Linked DNA regions of Homo sapiens: region 2 is linked to region 1. A link is a loop called in an ENCODE intact Hi-C map of the cell type or tissue named here. Cell type or tissue: B cell. All regions are shown on one strand.

Evidence for each region. Peaks named below come from ENCODE experiments on the same cell type or tissue, not always from the same donor. Only the 100,000 strongest peaks of a DNase experiment are listed, where the experiment ranks them.
Region 2: a loop joins it to region 1, with 3 times the contacts of the local background. A loop is called at or near these places in 2 of 110 quality-filtered maps.

What each region holds. Positions count from the first base shown.
Region 1 is chr6:132,296,261-132,304,260 of GRCh38, forward strand. MOXD1 (monooxygenase DBH like 1) reads right to left here. Exons shown (of 12, transcript NM_015529.4): 11 at 1,527-1,695; 12 at 1-1,057. The coding sequence ends at 893. Among named protein-coding and RNA genes, the nearest start is that of MOXD1, 100 kb to the right of the region's middle. In B cell, CTCF peaks have their summits at 2,276 (motif pointing left), 2,478, 4,232 (motif pointing right) and 4,432; DNase peaks (open chromatin) are centred at 2,261 and 4,281.
Region 2 is chr6:132,349,949-132,357,948 of GRCh38, forward strand. The region is part of intron 4 of MOXD1 (monooxygenase DBH like 1); the gene reads right to left. Among named protein-coding and RNA genes, the nearest start is that of MOXD1, 48 kb to the right of the region's middle. RefSeq lists an enhancer at 4,423-5,622. In B cell, no CTCF peak of the experiment used is centred here; DNase peaks (open chromatin) are centred at 2,243 and 4,733; H3K4me3 peaks cover 4,114 bases; H3K27ac peaks cover 5,983 bases.

The DNA of each region.
Region 1 (8,000 bases):
GTACATGTGTCACCCAAAGTCAGCAAGGAACCATTCAGAACTTACACCCTCCTGGACTGGCTCACACGGCCTGTCTTTGATCTGGAACCTCATATAAGTCACCTCACAGCACTGGGTTTGCAGCCAGCTACATTTTTTCTCCTCAGCCTATGATCAGTTATTAATACATACCATTTCTATGTTTCCCATAGCCTCTTTCTTTTCAGATAGTGACAGAGCTCTAGAAAAAACTCATCTGGCCAGTACTAAACAGGGAAGGTGAAAAAAAGTACTTTAAGATGGGTGTGGGGTCATTTGGGGTACCAACAGACTCAGATAAACAAGGGAACCAGAGTGGGCATCAACAAAAAGCATTGAGGTAAGGGGCCCAGTGGTAATTCACAGAAAAGACCAGAACTGGACAATATTAAAGTCAGGAAGAATGGCTGTTACACTTGAAAAGTCACACTAGAAGAACAACAAAGAAGAAGAAAACTGGAATGAACAGTAGTCCCTTTTATATTTTTTAAAAGGAAGGAATTTTTTAAAGAAATATAAAAGTCAAGTCAAAAAGTGAAATAGCAACAATGAGTATTTAAATAAAACAGAATGTAGTAGGAAAGAAAGAATTCTTTTATTCCCACATGACAGCCCAATTTTTTAAAATGGTTATCTTAAGTCAGGCCAGTTTTATTTTATTGACCATGTATATATAACATCAGATATTTCTAAGAAAGAGAAGAGAACCTGATTGATGTCTCTCATGTAACATGGAAAGGAAAAAGGAGGGAGGGAAAATGGGGAAGAAAAGTCTCCACACTCTTCATGCCCAAAGTGGACACAGTCTTTAACCTGTACTTCAAATGACAGGTTCAGATCATAGAAAACATTGTCAAGTCCAACAGAATTTTGATCACAAGCTCTTGGTGCTCAGCGTGCAGCTGAGTAGCAGAAGGCAAACAAGCAAGTTGATGGAGAAATCTCTGTGCAGGGAAGAGGAAGAAGACGTGCCACACACCAAAGGTTCTGCTTTATAGGGTCTTTCTATATCTGGAGGTAATGCTGTCATTCCTTGAATCTGAAAATGGAAGCACAAACAATGCAAATGAACATCTGATTTAAGGCAGCACAGTGACCAGGCCGCTCAGCTGCCCACACTTCTGCAGGGGATAAAGGGGGCAGGAGTGGTTACCAAAGGAGTCACACACTGGGGGAGTCAGAAACCTAGGGTTAAGGAGGAAACAGAAAAGAGGGCCAGGCACTCCTTTGGAAAAGAATACAAAGCAGGCTCTATTGCTTTTTGCAGCACTCATTCCGGCCTGTTCCTGCTCTATCCCAACCTTAGTTTTAGAACTAATTTTTCTCTTGAAAGGGGGTAGAATGAGGAGTTTTCAGTCAATCCAAGTAATCATTGAACAAAAATTATCAGACATTAGAAGGCAACTGGACCCCTGGATTTATGGATATTTGTCTTCTCCTTAGGTTTTCCTGTAATAGATTCAGATAAAATGTGTCATCTGGGTTGTCAGAGGTTAAAAAGAGCTTACCGACCACTCAGCATTGTCTGTCTTGGAACATCTCACATTCACTGGCAGGCTGAGGACCAGCTTGTTGAAGGAGAGACCTTCCTTTTTAGTCCATTTAAACTTATTCATAGCATCCATGAAAGAAAGGTTTTTATATTGCTTGGGACTTTTGATAATGAAAGGCCAGGTCCTGAATTTAAAAGACACAGTTAGTCATATTCAGAACAAATGCATTACATGTTTCCTTTACTTTTCAGCATCCTAAAATAGATCTCACACTTATTCATTTTCATACACATAGATAACCTAATGCAAAATGTTGATGAGCTCATCAGTGATTACTAGAAGAAATACCAAATAAAAGATTTTTAAAGAATGATATTTATTTTTTAGTAGCAGATTGGCATTAATTTTATTTTTAATTTTATATTTTTTAATAGATATGGGGTCTTGCTATGTTGCCCAGGTTGGTCTGGAACTCCCAGGCGCAAGCAACCCTCCCACCTCCACCACTCAAAGTGCTGGGATTATAGGTGTGAGCCACCATGCCCGGTCAAAATTTAAACAAATAATTTTGTCTCAGAAAGCTTCTACAGAGTCTCACAATTCTACATTAATTTGGTTTGGTTCTAGTTAAAAAATTAACTGGTAAGCATTCATTTCTGAAAAGTACAATGCTAATGGTGTAATCAAGAAACCTGCAGGTTCCTAAAAGATACTGTGAGAGATGGAAAGTTCAAACCCATACACTATAAAAGCCTGACCCCTGCTGGCTGATCTGTTTTGGCTTAGCTAAGTGAGAAGACAAATACAACAAAAAATGTGATTTGATCAATGCTTCAAAAATTTTACTCATTTCTCAAAAGAAGACATACATAAGGCCAAAAAACATGAAAAAATGCTCCACATCACTAATAATCATCAGAAAAATGCAAATAAAAACCAGAGTGAGATACCATCTCACCAGTCAGAAGGGCTATTATTAAAATGCAAAAAAAAACAACAACTGATATTGGCAAGGTTGCAGAGAAAAGACAATGCTTATACATTGTTGGTGGGGATGTAAATTAGTTCAGCCAACTGTGGAAGCAGTTTGTAGATTTCTCAAAGAACTTAAAACAGAACTACCATTCAACCCAGTAATCCTATTACTAGCTATACACCCAAAGGAAAATAAATAGTTCTACCAAAAAGACCACATGCATTTGTATGTTCATCATAGCACTATTCACAATAGCAAAGACATGGAATCAACCAAGGTGTCCATCAAAGGTGGACTAGATAAAGAAAATGTGGTACATATACACCATGGAATACTATGTAGCCACACAAAAAAAGAAAGAAATCATGTCCTTTGCAGCAGCATGGGTGCATCTGGAGGCCATCATCCTAAGTGAATTACACAGGAACAGAAAACCAAAAACCGCGTGTTCTCACATATAAGTGGGATCTAATCATTGAATACACATAGACATAAAGATGGGAAAAACAGACACTGGGAACTACTAGAGAGAGAGGGAGAGAGGGAGACAAGAATGAAAAAACTACCTGTTGGGTGCCTGGCTCACTACCTGGGTGATGGAATCATTCATACTCTAAACCTCAGTTTCACACAATATACCATTGTAACAAACCTAAACATGCATCCCTTGAACCTAAAATAAAAGTTGAAATTTTAAAAATGTACTGAGAAAAAAAATACCCTATATAGAATACACTCTGCCTTCACCTGCCACTCCAAAAATCACATGCCAAATATTCAAGAAAGGAAAAAGAAATCACAAGAATGACATGAGCAGACAGAAGAAGTGACAGAAAAAGTGAAGTGAAAAAGTGAATGACATAACTTGCTTGAAAAGATAGTTTTCAGGTGTTGTCTTTCATTAAATATAAGTTTTATATTATTGATTCCTGAAAAAGGGAAAAGTGTAAGTGCTGGCATGTCACAAAATTTTACATTAATCCATGGACCTTGCAGGAAATTATCATGGTGACTAGAAAGTATCTGGCACTCATAACATCCCAAGATGTTACAGTAATTTCTATAATTATCAAATAATCTCAGCTGAAGAATATACATTAATCTTCATATTTTTAAAATTTATTTATGTCATTTCTCTCTCCCTCTCTCTCTCTCTCTCTCTCTCTTAACATACATAACCCACTCAGGCACATTGAATATCATCTTTTTAAGTAAATTAAAAGTTCCTTATTAATTTCTTGGAGTTATAAAGATAATTTTTTATGTCTAAATTTGAAATATTTCTTCCATATCTAATAAGTGAGACAATGAGGAAAATAGGTAATATATATAGATCTTTACATTTTTCATAATTTCCTTTAATTAGAATCAATATATATCTTTGTTGAGTTTTAAATGCATTATTTTATACAAAGACCTTAAAGTGAAGCCCCATAAAGTAAGAGCAATCAGCATTGCATTACATAAACATACCTAGCAATGGCCTAAAATCTATAGCATTTGAAAATTAAACATATTGTGACAATTTTGTAGAGACACAATCCAGAATTAGTATCAAGCAAAAACTTGACTTGAAAGAAGTTATTATATTTGCATACAATGTCCTTTTAAAAGCACTAAAAGCTACAGCTATTGATCATTTTAAGTCAATTATTAAAAATAAAATTTACTTTTCAAAAAGATAAAATGCCTAATTTGAAAAAGAGAAAATCAATTTTATAACCAGATAAATGCTAGGGGAAAATCATCAGTCTGTAACCATCTGAAACACCACAAGGTGGCACGACAGCTTTACTATGGTGCTTAGGTTGCCTAAAGCCTCTGGTGCCCCGCTGTTAAGAGTGAATAGTGTGACCATTATACACAGATGAAATCTTAAAAAGCTTTGCTGCTATAATAATTTACTAAATTGCCTATTATTGAGATTGTCCAACATAAAGTGACAGAAGAGGTGTAACCCCATTTGTCAGTTTTTAGAACAGATATGTAGAAAGGCCAAGCCCAATGGCGCGTATGTTGGAGACAGAATGACTGAGGCTGGGTGACCTGGGGATGTGGTCATCAACCTTTCTGAGATGGCATCTTTGTCTCATATTTATCATCTCCTTTCCACTCCCACTAACTTGGTTTAGGCCCCTGTTCTATAATAACTTTATACTAATAAACATCCTACTTGTCATCTCTAACCTTTCTAGCCTATCCTACACACTTCCAAATTATTTCCTAGAGAAAAGAGCAGACAGAAAAAGTGAATATTTATCCTGAATACTTTTTTTCAAAAAGACTAAGCTTTAAACCAGGTAACCTTAAAGTAGCAAGTATTTCTGCTTTTACTGGGATTAGGGATTAGTTGGAAATAATTGGGAATGTTACAGAAATAAAAAGTTACATTTCTGCATATCTTGTCAGTGTGTAAATGTCTCTCCATACATACATGTAAACGAATGGTATTATATATATATATATATATATATATTACTGTAGTCAATAAAAAACAGTGTTATTATTATGCTTTAATATTGATGGGTAATTTTCCTTTGTAAATTCCATCTAAACTCTGAGACATGTTTTTCTAAGAAGATAGCAAAGTTGACTGCAATACACCATGGTAGAGTAATTTTTTAAATTTTTAAGTGGAACATAAAGCTATTTATTCTTATAAATTCAAACTGATCAATGGAAATTTTAAAAGTTTAATGATTTTTATACTTGGTCCCTCTGTTCTATATAAATTGAAAAGCAGATGGAGAAAAATAATCTGTGGTTACATTTCTTATCTGAGCCTCTCTGGACTCCTGTTTTAAAAGTTTTATTGCTAATGTCTTTCTCGGGGTAGAGAAGGAGAAGGAAGGAAGAGAGATGGAAGATTTAACCAAGAAACAAAGTCCATGTACTTATAGCTAAATGAACTATATTACACACTCTCCATCCATCAAGCAAGTAAACATGTGATCAAAAACTAGCAAAAGGAACAAAAATTCATTAACAGACTTCCACTTTTGGCCATGTTGGAGTAACTGACACTAACTTCCTGTAAAAAACTCAAAATTCGACAAACCATATGAAACAGCTGGTTTGGACATTGGAAAATAGCACAGAACTATGATCCCCAAAAGGAAGGAAACAAATAAGGTGTTTGAATATTATGTTCATCCCAGCTTTCTGCCTAGAAGCATTCTCTGAACCAGAATGCAGGAAAGGGAATTTCGAAACAGAAAATGACGATCTCAATAAGTTAAGGAGATGAAGACCAGAGTTAAGGGAGTCTGAAGAAGCTTACATATTCAAGGTAGACTACTGCAGAGGAAAAATTTGTATAAGGATCCTCTGAGTCAGTAACTAAGCAATAAGCCAACTATATTTAGGGTAAAATCCACAAGACTGGGCAATGAACAACTAGAAGATTGTGACCTAAACAATTCCCAGAGCCTGTATAGAGCTAGCAGACATTTGAGCTCAAACTAGCCAGAGTGGAATGTCTCTGTTGACTACACGGAGTAAACATCTATTCTAGACTCACGCTAACAAGGTTCTTTAAAGAAATAAAAACAACCTAGTACTAATTAACAGAATGTGCATAATGTCCTGTTGTCTATGTCTAGTCAAAAAATTATTAAACACATCAACAAGTATGTAAATGTGAATCTAAACTAGAAGAAAAAATCAGTCAATACTCCAAGATCTTGAAATGACAGAGATTAAAGAATTAGCAGACAAGGATAACTAAAACTTAAAAAAACATATTATTAACAAAACATGCGCAAAACTTCTATATTGAAAACCACAAAAAAGTGCTTAGAGAAATGAAAGAACAGTAAATAAGTGAAGAGGCATACCATGTTCATAGATTAGAAGACTCAATATTGTTAAGGTATCAATTCTCTCAAATTGTCTAGAAATTCAGTATAATCCCAATCAAATCCCAGCAGGTCCTTTTTAAAAATGAAATTGACAAGTTGATTTAAATATATGTATGAAAATAGAATAAACCTAGACTATCAAAATAATTTTGGGAAAAAATGACAAAGTTTTGGAGACCTACATTTAAGACTTCCTATAAAACTATAATAATTAAATGTGGTTTTAGAGTAAGGCTAAACATATAGAGCAATGAAACAGAATAGAAAATCCAGAAAGAACCAATATATGGACAAATGATTTTCCAACAAATATTCCAAAGTAATTCAATAGTAAAAAGGTAGTTTTCTTTCATCAAATGGTTCTTGCACAACTTGATATCTATATGAAAAACAAAGAACGTTGGATTTACCTTACACTACACACAAAAATGTGTTCAAAATGGATCCACCTAAATGTAAAAGCTAAAACTGTGAACTTTTCAGGGGGAAAACAAGAGAAAGTCTTCCCTTGAGTAGGCAAAGATTTTTTAAGCAGGATATGAAAAGCACAAAACAAACCAAAAAAATGATGAAACAAACTTCAATAAATACAGCTTTTATAAAATGAAAGTCAAGCCACAGACTGGGAGAAATTGTCTGTAAACAGGCATCCAACAGAGAACTTACATCCAAAGTATAAAGAATTCTTACAACTCAGTAATAAGAAAACAAGTAATTCAATGAACAATGAACAAAAATTCTAACAAATAATTAAAAAGAAATACACAGTTGCCCCTTGGTATCCATGGGGGACTGAGGATAGCAAAATCTGTGATGTTCAAGACACTTATATAAAATGGTGTAGTAGTTACATATAACTTATGCACATGCTCCTAGCTACTTTAAATTATCTCCAGATTACTTATAATACCTAATACAATGTAAGTGCTATGTAGATGGTTATTATGCTGTATTGTTAAGGAATGATGACAATAAAAATATTCTGTGCATGTTCAATATAGATGCAATTTTTTCAAACATTTTTTATCTGAAGTTGGTTGAATCCATGGATGCAGAATCCATGTTCTGCATCTGGGAAAGCAGAGGGCTGACTGTATACATACACACACACACACACACACACACACATTTATTTATACACATGTACATATATATATATATACATACATATATACACATATATACATATATACACACACATGTGTGTGTGTGTGTGTGTGTGTGTGTGTATATATATATATATATATATATATATATATATATATATATATACATATATACATAAAACCTTAGGACAATTCTCTGGGTGGCCCTGGACCAATCCAATCCATTCTCATTTTTGCTTGTAGTTCTCAAGAATAACTATATAATGTGCTGGAAACAGAAAATCTTGAGATAGGAAGGGACTGACTGGAATAGCCCAGGTTCTGTTCCAGTACCCCCAATAGGGTTTGAATGTTCATGTCCCTCCAAAACTCATGTTGAAATCTCATCTCCACTGCAGTGTATTAAGAGGTGGGGCCTTGAGGAGGTGATTAGGTCAAGAGGGTTCCATGCTCATGAATGGAATTAGTACCCTTACAAAAGAGACTTGAGGGAACCTTCCAATTGTACCTTCTACTTGTGAGAACACAGCAAGAAGGTGCCATCTTG
Region 2 (8,000 bases), 54 kb after region 1:
AGCCTACTTTTTGATGGGATTGTTTGTTTGTTTTCTTACTGATTTGTTTGAGTTTGTTGTCAATTCTGGATATTAGTCCTTTGTCAGACGTATAGATTGTGAAAATTTTCCCCCACTCTGTGGGTTGTCTGTTTACTCTGCTGACTATTCCTTTTGAGGTGCAAAAGCTCTTTAGTTTAATTAGGTCCCAACTATTTATCTTTGTTTTTATTGCATTTGCTTTTGGGTTCTTGGTCATGAAATCCTTGCCTAAGCCAATGTCTAGAAAAGTTTTTCCAATGTTATCTTCTAGAATTTTTATAGCTTCAGGTCTTAGATTTAAGTCCTTAATCCATCTTGAATTAATTTTTGTATAAGGTGAGAGATGAGGATCCAGTTTCACTCTCCTACATGTGGCTAGCTTATTATCTCAGCACCATTTGTTGAAAAGGGTGTCATTTACCCACTTTATGTCTTTGTTTGCTTTGTCGAAGAACAGTTGGCTGTAAGTATTTGGGTTTATTTCTGTGTTCTCTATTCTGTTCCATTGGTCTATGTGCCTATTTTTATACCAGTACCATGCTGTTTTGGTGACTATGGTCTTATAGTTTGAAATCAAGTGGTGTGATGCCTCCAGATTTGTTCTTTTTGCTTAGTCTTGCTTTGGCTATGCAGGCTCTTTTTTGGTTCCATATGAATTTTAGAATTGTTTTTTCTAATTCTGTGAAGAAAGAATGATGGTGGTATTTTGACGGGGACTGAATTGAATTTGTAGATTGCTTTTGACAGTACAGTCATTTTCACAATATTGATTCTACCCATCCATAAGCATGGGATGTGTTTCCATTTGTTTGTGTCATCTGTGATTTCTTTCAGCAGTGTTTTGTAGCTTTCCTTGTAGAGGTCCTTGGCCTCTTTGGTTAGGTATATTTCTAAGTTTTTTGTTTTTGTTTTTGTTTGTTTGTTTGTTTGCAGCTATTGTAAAAGGGGTTGAATTCTTGATTTGATTCTCTGCTTGGTCACTGTTGAAGTATAGAAGAGCTACTGATTTCTATACCTTAATATTGTATCCAGAAACTTTGCCAAATTCTTCTATCAGTTCTAGGAGCTTTCTGGAGTCGTCTTTGGGGTTTTCAAGGTAAATGATATCAACAGCAAACAGGGACAGTTTGACTTTCTCTTTACTGATTTGGATGCCCTTTATTTCTTTCTCTTGTCTGATTGCTCTGGCTAGGACTTCCAGTACTATGCTGAAGAGGGGTGGTGAGATTGGGCATCCTTGTCTTGTTCCAGTTCTCAGAGGGAATGCTTGCAACTTTTCCTCATTCATTATTATGCTGGTTGTGGGTTTGTCGTAGATGGCTTTTATTATATTGAGGTATGTTCCTTGTATGCCGACTTTGCTAAGAGTTTTAATCGTAAAGGGATGCCAGATTTTGTTGGATGCTTTTTCTGCATCTATTGAGATGATCAGGTGATTTTTGTTTTTAATTCTGTTTATGTGCTGTATCACATTTACTGACTTGCCTATGCTTAACCATTCCTGCATCCCTGGTATGAAACCCACTTGATCATGGTAGATTATCTTTTTGATATGTTGTTGGATTTGGCTAGCTAGCATTTTATTAGGGATTTTAGCATCTAAGTTCATTGGTTATATCGGTCAGTAGTTTTCTCTTTTGGTTATGCCCTTTCCTGGTTTGGGTATTAGGGTGATGCTGGTTTCATAGAATGAATTAGGGAGGGTTCTCCCTTTCTCTATCTTGTGGAATAATGTCAAAAAGATTGGTACCAATTCTTCTTTGAATGCCTGCTGTGAATCCGTCTGGCCCCGGACTTTTTTATTGTTGGTAATTTTTTAATTATCCTTTCAATCTCACTGCTTGCTATTGGTCTGTTCAAGGTATCTAATTTTTCCTGATTTAAGCTAGGAGAGTTGTATTTTTCCAGAAATTTATCCATCTCTTCTAGGTTTTCTAGTTTATGTGTATAAAGGTGTTCAAAGTAGCCTTGAATGATCTTTTGTGTTTCAGTTATCAGTTGCAATATCTCCCATTTTGTTTCTTAATGAGGTTATTTGGATTTTCTCTCTTCTAGGTTAATCTTGTTAATGGTCTATCAACTTTATTTATCTTTTCAAAGAATCAGCTTTTTGTTTCATTAATGTTTTGTATTGTTTTTTGTTTGTTTGTTTCCATTTCTTTTAGTTCAGGTCTGATCCGGGTTATTTCCTTTCTTCTGCTGGGTTTCGGTTTAGTTTGTTCTTGTTTCTCTAGTTCCTTGAAGTGTGACCTTAGAATGTCAGTTTGTGCTCTTTCAGTCCTTTTGATGTAGGCATTTAGGGCCGTGAACTTTCCTCTTAACACCACCTTTGCTGTATCCCACAGATTTTGATAGGTTGTGTCATTATTGTCATTCAGTTCAAAGAATTTTTAAATTTCTATCTTGATTTCATTTTTGACCCAATGCTCACTCAGGAGCAGGTTATTTAATTTCCATGTATTTGCATAGTTTTGAAGGTTCTGTTTAGAGTTGATTTCTAGTTTTATTCCACTGTGGTCTGAGAAAGTGCTTGATATAATTTCAATTTTCTTAAATTTATTGAGGCTTGTTTTATGGCCTATCACGTGTCCTGTCTTGGAGAAGGTTCCATGCACTGTTGAAAAGAATGTGCATTCTGCAGTTGTTGGATGAAATGTTCTGTATATATCTGTTAAGTCCATTTGTTCCATGGTATAGTTTTAATCCATTGTTTCTTTGTTGACTTTGTCTTGATGACCTGTCTAGTGCTGTCAGTGGAGTATTGAAGTCCCTCATTATTATTGTGTTGCTGTCTATCTCAATTCTTAGTTCTATTAGTAACTGTTTTACAATTTTGAGAGCTCCAATGTTACGTGCATGTATGTTTAGGATTGTGATATTTTCCTGCTGGACAAGGCCTTTTAACATTATTTAATATCCCTCTTTTTCTCTTTTAACTGCTGTTGCTTGTTGCTTTAAAGTCTGTTTTGTCTGATGTAAGAATAGCTACCCCTGCTTGCTTTTGACGTCCATTTGCATGAAATGCCTTTCTCCACCCCTTTACTTTAAGTTTATGTGAGTCCTTACGTGTTAGGTGAGTCTCCTGAAGGCAGCAGATAGTTGATTGGTAAGTTCTTATCCATTCTGCAGTTCTATATCTTTTAAGTGGAGCACTTAGGCGATTTACATTCAATGTAGTATTGAGATGTAAGGTATCATTGCATTCATTGTGCTATTTGTTGCCTGTGTACCTTGGATTTTTTGTTTTTTGTTTTTGCTTTTTAAATTGTATTTTTGTTTTATAGGTCCTATGTGATTTATGCTTTCAAGAGGTTCTGTTTTGATGTGTTTCTGGATTTGTTTCAAGATTTAGAGCTCCTTATAGCAGCTCTTGTGGTGCTTCCTTAATAGTGGCGAATTCTCTCAGCATTTGTTTGTCTAAAAAAGACTATATCTTTCCTTCATATATGATGCTCAGTTTCACTGGATACAAAATTCTTGGCTGATAATTGTTTTGTTTGAGGATTCTGAAGATAAAGCCTCAATTCCTTCTCGCTTGTAGGGTTTCTGCTGAGAAATCTGCTGTTAATCTCATAGGTTTTCCTTTATAAGTTAACTGGTGCTTTTGTCTCGTAGGTCTTACACTTCTTTCCTTCATCTTAACTTCATCATAACCTGATGATGATGTGCCTAGGTGATTATCTTTCTGTGATGAATTTCCCAGATCTTCTTTGTGCTTCTTGTATTTGGATGTCGAGGTCTCTAGCTAGGCCAAGGAAATTTTCCTTGATTATCTCCCCAAATATGTTTCCAAACTTTTAGATTCCTTTTCTTCCTCAGGAATACCTCTTCCTTATTCTTAGGTTTGGTCATTTACCATAATTCCAGACTTCTTGGAGGCCTTGTTTATATTTTCTTATTTTTTCTTTGTCTTTGTTGGATTGGGTTAATTTGAAGACCTTGTCTTTGAGCTCCGAATTTCTTTCTTCTACTTGTTCAATTCTATTGCTGAGACTTTCCAGAACATTTTGCATTTCTATAAGAGTGTCCAAGGTTTCCTGAAGTTTTGATTGTTTGTTCTTTAACAATCTATTTCCTTAAATATTTCTTCCTTCACTTCTTGTATTGTTTTTTGGATTTTCTTGCCTTTCGCTGGTGTCTCCCTGATTAGCTTAATAAGTAACCTCCTGAATTCTTCTTCAGGTTAATCAGGGATTTCTTCTTGGTTTGGATCGATTGCTGGTGAGCTAGTGTGATTTTTTGGGGGTGTTAAAGAGCCTTGTTTTGTCATATCACCAGAGTTGGTTTTCTGGTTCCTTCTCATTTGGGTAGGCTCTGTCAGAGGAAAAGTCTACGGGTGAAGGCTACTGTTCAGATTATTTTGTCCCAGGGGATGTTCCCTTAATATAGTACTCTCCCCTTTTTTCTATGGATGTGGCTTCCTGTGAGATAAGCTGCAGTGATTGTTATATCTCTTCTGGGTGTAGCCACCCAGCAAGTCTACCAGGCTCCAGGCTGGTACTGGGGTTTGTCTGCACAGAGCCCTGTGATGTGAACTGTCTATGGGCCTCTCAGCCATTGATACCAGCACCTGTTCCAGTGGAGGTGGCAGGGAGATGAAATGGGCTCTGTGAGGGTTCTTACCTTTGGTGATTTAAAGTTCTATTTTTGTGCTGGTTGGCGTCCTGCCAGGAGGTGGCACTTTCCAGAGAGCATCAGCTGTGGTGGTACGAAGAGGAAGTGGTGGTGGGCGGGGCCCTAGAACTCCCAAGAGTATATAGCGTTTGTCTTCAGCTACCAGGGTGGGTAGGGAAGGCCCATCAGGTGGGGGCAGGGCTAGGTGTGTCTGAGCTCAGACTCTCCTTGGAAGGGTCTTGCTGCAGCTGCTGTGGGGAATGGGGGTGAGGTTCCCAGGTCAATGGAGTCATCTACCTAGGAGGATCATGGCTGCTTCTGCTGAGTCATGCAGGTTGCCAGGGAAGTAGGGGAAAACCAACAGTCACAGGCCTCACTCAGCTCCCACACAATCTGAAGGGCTGGTCTCCCTCCCATCATGCCCCTCCCCCAACATCCTGTTTCCAGGCAGTAGATGAGCACGGCTTGAGAACTTGCCCCAGACTAGCCACTTCCCAGGTGCAGAAGAAAAAGGATTTGGTTCTTCCCTCACCCGTGGAGTCTGCACACCAGATTCGTGCCCTTCCCCAGGTTCTGGCCAGGAGGCTTCTTGCTGGATTCAAATTGTTACAAAGTTCAGCTGGGGACTTCCTTCTCCCTGTGGCATTTTACCCTGTGCCTCTGGTCACCCTCCCAAAAGATCCCTGTGGTACCAAGCAGGGATGGCATGCTTAGGGACCCAGTGAGCTCCCAGGTCCTTTCCCACTGCTTCCTCTATCCCTGTATTTTGCTCAGCTCTCTAAATTGACTCAACTCCAGGTAAGGTCAGAAAGTTCTCCCACAAACTAGACCTTCAGGGGTTGGAGTCTATCACCATTCTCCGGTATGTAGGCTGGGCCTGCTTCTTATGGCAGGAGCAATGGCGTGCTAATCCCAAACCAAGCCTCAAGTGGCCTTACAGTTTCTACTCTCTCTTTTGGAACTGTGCCATCACCATTTGAACAAGCCCAGTCTAGACTTCTAGAGAACAAGATACTATAAAGGAGAGCCCACTTGTTCAGCTGAGGCCTCCTAGACCTGCTTACAACCAGCTGACTCCCAACAAGAAGAGAGAGCCCAGGCACTATTAGAAAGCTGCATACCCAACCCAAGCTGGTTACATACCTGTTTGTAGCCCAGCTACAAACAGAAGAACCACCAAGCTGACTTGTAAACTATAACATGTGCTTCTTCATTTAAAGCTTATTTAAAGTTGTTGAACTTTGGGTTGGTTTGGTTCACAGAAATAGCTAACCAATAAAAATGAATAAAAAATTCTGGTATGTTCAGAAAATGAAATTCAAAGATGAAAATGAACACATTATTTTCTACAAACAACATGGCCAACTTGCACATCCCGTTCGGCAAAAAAAGCCAGACACAGAAGAGCACTAGCGTTTCTGTCTACCTACAAAAAATTCACAACAGGCAAAATTAGTAAAGAGTGATTTAAGTCAGCAAACTGGTGACCTCTGGGGACAGACAGTACCTGGGAGGGGACGCAAAGGACGCTTCTGAGTTGATACTCTATTCTTGATCTTGATTCTGGTTTCATGAGTCAGTTCACCTTATGAAAATTCAATGAGTTTTATACTGTTTGTGCACTTTTATCTAGGCAATTCAATAAAAGAATGTTTTAAAAAGAAATCGGTAAAGGGTTGAACAGCAAACTGACAGAAGAGAGCATAAAAAGAGCATAAGCCTCACTAGTAGTCTAAGGAAAGCAAGCCAAAGCAATCAGAAATATTAGTTTTCATCCATTAACAGGCAATAAATTTAAAAGACTAAAATATCCAGTGCTCAAGAAGGGATGAGAAAATATTCACATACAGCTAGTGTGTGAATTTTATAAAGTAATCTGACAAATATATTAAAGTTTGAAATACATGTAATCTTGATTCAATCCATTTAGCAATCTAGCGTATAGGAATGAAACCACCAATACATAACGATATACTTACAAGAACATTTACTGAAGCAATGTTTATGGTAGCAAAAAGCTTACAACATCTTGAATGTGCATCAAAAGTGTATGGCTGCAAAAATTATGGTTTATACATAATAGGAGATTAAATTATGTAAACATTAAAAATAATGTGTTATAATATTTTGTCCAGTAATGATGAGGGCATTAATTTGAAAAGCAAAATTCAAAGTAATAGATATAGAGTGATCCTAATTTGTTTACAAATAAAAGAGATTAACCCAAAAAAATCCTATATAAATGTTGTAAATGTTTTCTTCAGCATAAAGTTTTAGAAAAATACAAATAAATCTGTTAGCATTAGTCACCTCAGGAAAGTAGAATTTGGAGAAAGAGGGCACTACTACTTTTTATTTTATATATTTTTTACTTTTTTACTTATTATGAGAAGTATATATTACACTGGAAATGAAACAAATACACGTTAGAAAATATTCTCATATTAGAAAATAAAGTGTTCTCTAGAGAAAAAAACTCCTTAATCTTTCAAATGATGAGAGATAAAAACTCAACAGTTGTGACCTCTTTGCAAGATTGTTAAAAGCCAGTCCAGAAGCACATCATATCACATATGAATTTTATCTGATTATTAATTCAAGCTGAAGAAGAAATAAATTATCCCATAAAATATCTCTTAGCACTTGGAGTAAATATAGTTTGAAAAAAATGTGACTGAACTAACAATCTTTTGGAAAATTCTATTTGCTATATGAGTGGAAAATATTACTCAGAGTACTGACATTTCCTGTTTACCACTGAAAAAAGAACTTAGTTCTCTAACCTTGTAAATGTAATTCAACTGTGAATCTTACAAACACTTACAATAAGAGTTTGCCTTACTAAACAAATCAGGTTCATCTGGCAGTCCAGTTCTTAAAGGAACTAAACTTTATCTTAAAAGGAAGTATAGAAATAAAAAGGAAAGATAGTAAAAGTAATGAATTCCAAGTTATAAAGGAACTAATATACCATATAAAAATCTAGTTAAATATAAATATTTCAATTTTTCCCTCTTTTAAATGTCTCAGAAAAGTCAATGAAATCAAAGTGAGTGTCCAGCTGTTCTAAATTACTGGATAATAATATCCAAGTAATTTAGAGCTTTTTGAAAAGCTTTAAAAATTATTTAATTATAGATAGTTAAGAGATGATAAAATGGAGATATAAATCTTAGGTGTATTTTTTGCTTTGAAATTGTTTTATATTTCATATTTTGAAGGAGAGATAGAGATAAGTAATAAAAATTTATGACCTAAATTTCAATCTCAATTTCAATTAATTAACTGGATGAGAAAGGCAGTTTTTTCCTCTGGACTTCATTTTCTGCAACCATGAAATAAAATGTTGACAAAAGCAAACAGAA